Linked DNA regions of Homo sapiens: region 1 is linked to region 2. The links are chromatin loops, found by intact Hi-C in ENCODE. Cell type or tissue: chondrocyte. All regions are shown on one strand. Each heading gives the region's core, and the rest is flanking DNA. Links, peaks and the distances in the headings are about the cores only.

Region 1 (2,922 bases), core at 307-2,806, 1.2 Mb before region 2:
TCCTCCCAAATTTTATTTTCTTTGCTTTATACTTGTCTCTCTAATTCTCTTCTATATGAATAGGCCATGGGTTCTTACATAATGTTGACTCTGTTCTGGGCTGCTATGTTTCCATTTTAGGATACTGTTGAAGACTATTAGTAAAACCACACAAACTCAAAGTTATTTTAAAATAACCAGGTATCAGGTAAATGGCTGCTGAGTGGGTATTGCAAAATGCCAGATCCTTTTTTCTTTCTCTTTTTCATGAGGAATGGATTCAAGGTCTTTTACCTAGACTACCTTTGCTGGGAGATTTCTCTGTCCTCTGGATTCTGTGTATAATAATCAATATGATTCACCAAGGACTGGGCAGAGCTATCTAAAAGGTGGCTTTCTCTTAATCCTTCTAAAAAACTCCCTATGGCTTCTTATTCCCAATTTGAGAATCTATTACAGACTTTTTTGTGTGTGGGAAATCATTTATAAATTTTCTTATGTCATCTCAACTGGGCTTTTTCATTCATCAAAACCTGCATCCTTGCCTGGAGCTGACATGCCTGGGAAACCTGAGTCAGTCATAAGGTAGAAGGAGAGATTTCTGTATTCTTCTGAAGCAATTTTTCTTTTCTTATTTAAAATTCTCTCTGTAAATCTAAGCTATTAAACTTCTCTCTAAAGTTTCAGCCAATGTATGTCTTGAGATTTCCCCATAATTCCAATTTTCTAGGATTTTTTTCTTTTCAGTAATGGTAATTCATTTGATAAACCAAAATTGATTTTGTATTTATCTATTTGTAAAATTTCAATCCAAATGAATTCATAGCTCATATTGAAAAAAAATTCCTTTGTCACATCAAGCCTTTCAATTTGGGATTCAAAGACTCTGGTCATATCTCGAGGATATATTCTCCAGTACAAAAAAAAAATGAAGTTGATTTTCTTGGATACTTGCTTTTTGATGAAAGTACAGTGCAATAATAGCTCTTAAATTCCAGAACTGATTTGGTTTTCAAAATATACAGGATTATTCCCTGGACATGAAAGACATTGTAAGTGTACTAATTACAATAAAAAAATGGAAGGATGACCTTTCTGTTTTAGCATGTCAAGCAATAAGCATCCTTGACTCACTGCCTAGACAGAATTGGCCAAAAAAAGGCTTTAAGGGCACTGACATATAATCTTAATTAGATAAATCACATCAAATTTCCAGCAATTCAAAAGGGAACTACAAAGTCAATGCTTCCTTGGAAACATACTCTACCTGTTTAAATGACAACTATGAAGCCTAGAGGTTATGTCAATGTGTTAGTTGCAGATGGCTACCTTCTCTCTGTGTCAAAGCACAGTCTTTCATCTATGAAAGTCTGTGTCCTCATCTAGTCTTCTTATAAGAATGCCAGTCATAATTGGATTAGCACCCACTCCAGTAACCTCACGTTGATATGATTAGCTCTTTAAAGGTCTTATCTCCAAATACAGTGACATTTTGAGGAACTGGATTTAGGACTCCAATATATGAATTTTGTAGGATACCATTCAGCCCCTAACAGTCCTCTCTAGGGTCAGTTCCCTTGCCTAGTAGTTGAGCAAAGGGAATTTTCTGAGTCACTTAGAAACTCTATACTACCTCTTTAATGGCAATGACCTGTATAGTTCAGAGCTTCATGAGACTTCCAGTCTATTTAAATTGTATCTGAGAGAGGCTTCTGTCTTTTAACATTTATCTTTTTTTTTTTTTTTTTTTCTGAACTTACCATCCCCAGTCAAGATGAAAATCATCACAAATGCAGCAACTTTTAAATTAGAAGAGCTGGGTTGCCTATAGAGGGCGCCATAACAGTGCATCATGATGATGGAATGTTCTTTGTATTCTAGAAGATATTTGACACCAGAGTTCCATCAGCACTCACAGAGTGTTTCAGGAAAAAAACAAACAGACAAACAAACAAAACTATGGATTAGTTATTTTTCTTACATGTGTAATTTTCTGTTAACTTTAAACATGATTTGCACATCTCTAATACTAGACTACACTATACTGCTATACCTAAAAATAAAATCTTTAAATAATGTTAGTGTTATATTCTTATATAATAATTAAAGAGTAACAACTGGATGATGTGGCATTCAGAAACAGCAGATACTGACCAACTAAAATTTTCGTTTTAATCTAGGTAGAGGTTTGTTTCTACCTGGCTGACTTACATATTTTGGAAAGTACACAAAAACACAACAGAAAGTCGAATAAATACTTAGATATTCAGACAATTTGTATTATTTTCTTAGAAAGAAATAGTTTATAAATGGTGTTAAGGATGCCAAAATGTTTTCACACCTTTTATTGTGCCCAGTAACTATAGGCCAGGAAAATGTGTTTAGAAAAAACCATTATCATTTGAGCTAGGGACAGTAGTGAATTTCATTATTTATAGACACTCTCTTTGACATTTCAATGTGTTTTGTATTTTGTAATTATCTAAGAGCTTCATTATTTACCCATTTTCTTGGCAAGATTAAAAAAATCTACGTATGTATTTGAAAAAAAATGCTGGCAGTAATCAGAGCCAGAATTACGTATGCAATGCTGAAATCACAATTCACATTCAGGAAATATTTGTAACATTGGATTTGAAAATTGCCTATAAATACCACTTTAAACTCCAGAGGGCAATATTTCTCAACCTGAGCCAGAATCCTTTAGAATTTCTGGAGGTGAGTGGAGTTCATAAAATAATTTTTAACTAGCTCCTCAGGAAAATATTCCTTCCCACTAAAGTTCAAGAATTTTATTGAAGAATTTTATAATGTTAGATGAACCACACAATTATGCCCCTGAAAGTTATTTCAACTCCCCTATCTCCCATCATAATCCTAAACCCAGTCAGTCACTATGTATGACAAGTTCTATTATCCTCAAATTTAATGATATTCCTTCCT
Region 2 (2,922 bases), core at 140-2,639:
GTTTGGTTACACAGGCCTGAAAGAAGGTGTGTAGATTAGGAACGGAATCAAGAATTTTACAGCCTTGATTTGTAAGACAGAGTAAGTTTTCTTCATCCTTTTCCATTTCAGAATTAGAAACAACCCTATATCCCTACTTTATTTGCCATCAGATGCACAATCAAATAATGTTTCTATTCACGTAGACTTGAAAGGATCTTCATCCTGTGTGGGTTATTTTATTTTATAGTAGCCAAGGGAAAGAGGTTGCTGCCAATATGATGCTAAGGGCATGCAGAATAAAGACAGTCCTGGGCAACTAAACAGTCCACCTTTGTGCTGCGCTTGTGGAAGAAAAAAGCAAACCCATCACAACTTTGGGACTTGATCAACAGTGGGGAGTCACAAAACTCTTCTCAATCTCTGCATTTTAAATCTCCACCAAAAATAGCTCCTCTGTAATGGGGCTTAAAGTCCCATCCATGGCCAGTGATGGAGTACAGTACTTAATTGTTTCTGACTAGGGTCTCTGCATCAGCACTCTGAGAGTGTCTTCTAACTTTTAATCGCCTTCTGTGCTCTTTAATTAGACCTGTTCACAAGACAGTCAAAAGAAAACGCCTATCACTAAGCTTATCCAAGACGTTGAAACATGCCATTTCAGGAGTCCAGGAACTTTTGTACAAGTCTTAGCATCTTCCAGGATTAATCTGTTTTCTCTGGTTTCCTCTTCCTTAAATCAGGCACACTTGGGGGAAGGGAGAAGCTCTATGGTTATTAAGACAACTCCAATGTAAAGACACTGCCTGGTGGCAATTCCCTCCTTGCCTATTTCCGTTCTTTATTTTGTTCTTTTACCGCGTGTTACCTTTTGGCTACTAATAGGACCGGAGGGTAAAATGTCTTTTCTCTCCTTCGGAAGAGAAAGCTTTTGATCCCTCACTGAGAGCAATCCTAAGACTTTCTCCAGGGGGCTGGGATAACTAGGAAAGGGCTCTGCTCTCTCAGAAGGATTTCAGAGCCCAAACCATACAGCGTCCCTCTTGCTTAGGCGGGAGATGCAAACAGCTGAAGTGCCTTGGCCCCCACTGGTGACCCACAGTAGGACCAACCTCGCCCCGGCAGCGCCCCTGGCCTCAGGTCACTCACGCTCCTGGACTCACCTGGTGCTGAGGACCAGCGCAGGCAGGAGAGGCAGCAGGTAGTGCGCTGGGCTGAATTTCATGCTGCTGCCTGCCGGGGTCCTCCTTCCCTCGCTGCCTTCTCTCTCTCTCTTCGGGATCCTGTCGCTCCTTGGTGCCCGGCTCTGTCCCCAGCCAGTGATGAGCGCTCTTCCGAGGCGGAAAGGCGGAGACGGGCACACGAACGGACGCCTGGGGAAGGCAGGCGCTGGGAGCGAGGAGTATCTTCAGGAGTGATGTCACCGGCGAGGCGAGCCCTGCCGGGGATTGTTCGGCGCCGCCGCTCCGGAGCCCGGAGGGCGCGCCGTCACTCGCGCTGGAGGCGGCGCGGGGAGAGGGAGGGGGCGCCTCGCGATCGCCCCGTGCGCTTCGGTCACCGGGCTGCGCTCTGGTCAGTCGGGTGAGCACTGGCCAGGGGCGGATCATTTATTCCCGCTGCTCCCCAGGATGGCGCGGGGCGGGGCACGGAGAGTAGAAACCTAATCTGCCGATAATTGAACTTGCGTACTCGGCAGGAGATGAGACCCAATTCACTGGGAGAGACTTCCAGACGCGTAGGGTCCTAGGCAGGTGTCTCTCGCCGCTTAAACCGTGTTTGGAAGAACGTCGCTCTGGAGAGAGTGTTTAGAAGATTGTTCTAATTAGAACTGCATAATGATTTGCCTGAAACAGATGGAAGGAAGCGGGAGTAAGCAGCGTCCAGAAATGCAACCTCAGCCCGTCATGGCATTGCAATCTTCTTAACCCGTGAATGTTGACTGCAAAGAACCAAAGAACGTTTCGGGACCGTTAAGACATCTGCTGCTCTGGGTTTTGAAGATTTCTGATCTTCCTCTGATTTCAGTCGTCTGTACCAGCACCTGCCAATGGGGTTGGACCTGGTGGCTCAAGTTCACACACCTGAAGGAGTCCTTTTCCTCAGGTGAAACTCATCAAGGAGACCTAGCGGACAAAAACCATTAAAATGTTAACAGTAATCAGCTCGGAATGATGGTACTGGAAGGTAGAGGTTTTGTAGGTCATTTGGTTTTCTATATTTTCAAATGTTCTATCATAAGCATCCAATATTTAATAGGCTCTATTTAGAAATTTTAATTAGAAAAATTAAATAGCACAATTATAATCCAAAACACCATTTTGCAAAAGCAATTCTGAGAAACAGAACTACTATCTCTGCTACTGAGATATTCAATTCTAGGATATTTATAAGATGATATTGCATGTGTGTGTGTGTGTGTGTGTGTGTGTGTGTGTGTGTGAGTGAGAGTGAGAGAGAGAGAGAGAGAGAGAATGAGAATTCCATCTGGATATTATCCTGGTTATATAACTGTGTATAAGGCACTTCTTCATACAGTATTTAATTTAATCTTCACAAGAGCCATCCTAGTGAAATAGACGTTAATATCACTATTATAGATATGAGCAGACTGAATATCATCAAAATCTGACTATGCATATTAAAAAAAAGAACTGGTTCTACTAAGTCCTAAGAAAAATTCCACTGTTGCCTCAAACATCACAACTAGCACTCCTAGCCCAGTGTTTGACACAAAGTTGTGTTCAGTAAAGGGTGAGGTGCACCAAAGTCCCGAAAGATAATGGACAGCTGTGTCCAGGAATTCCTATCTAGAGGTTTCAGTTCATGTTCCAATTATTTCGGGGGCAAGCTCTTTACAGAAAAATTTAGATGATACATCCTCTTCAATCTCATTTTCGAAGACATTTGTAGGAAAAATGCATTTGCTGTAAAGCTTTATTTTAA

The links. Peaks named below come from ENCODE experiments on the same cell type or tissue, not always from the same donor. Only the 100,000 strongest peaks of a DNase experiment are listed, where the experiment ranks them.
Region 1: a loop joins it to region 2, with 3 times the contacts of the local background. A loop is called at or near these places in 4 of 110 quality-filtered maps.

The regions. Positions count from the first base shown.
Region 1 is chr11:25,733,687-25,736,608 of GRCh38, reverse strand. All of the region lies in intron 2 of LINC02699 (long intergenic non-protein coding RNA 2699), which reads right to left. Among named protein-coding and RNA genes, the nearest start is that of LINC02699, 280 kb to the right of the region's middle. In chondrocyte, for the core only: CTCF peaks have their summits at 1,617, 1,817 (motif pointing right) and 2,670 (motif pointing right); no DNase peak of the experiment used is centred there.
Region 2 is chr11:24,495,526-24,498,447 of GRCh38, reverse strand. LUZP2 (leucine zipper protein 2) reads right to left here and starts at 1,395. Exons shown (of 12, transcript NM_001009909.4): 1 at 1,143-1,395. The coding sequence starts at 1,204. In chondrocyte, for the core only: CTCF peaks have their summits at 1,038 and 1,244; a DNase peak (open chromatin) is centred at 1,337.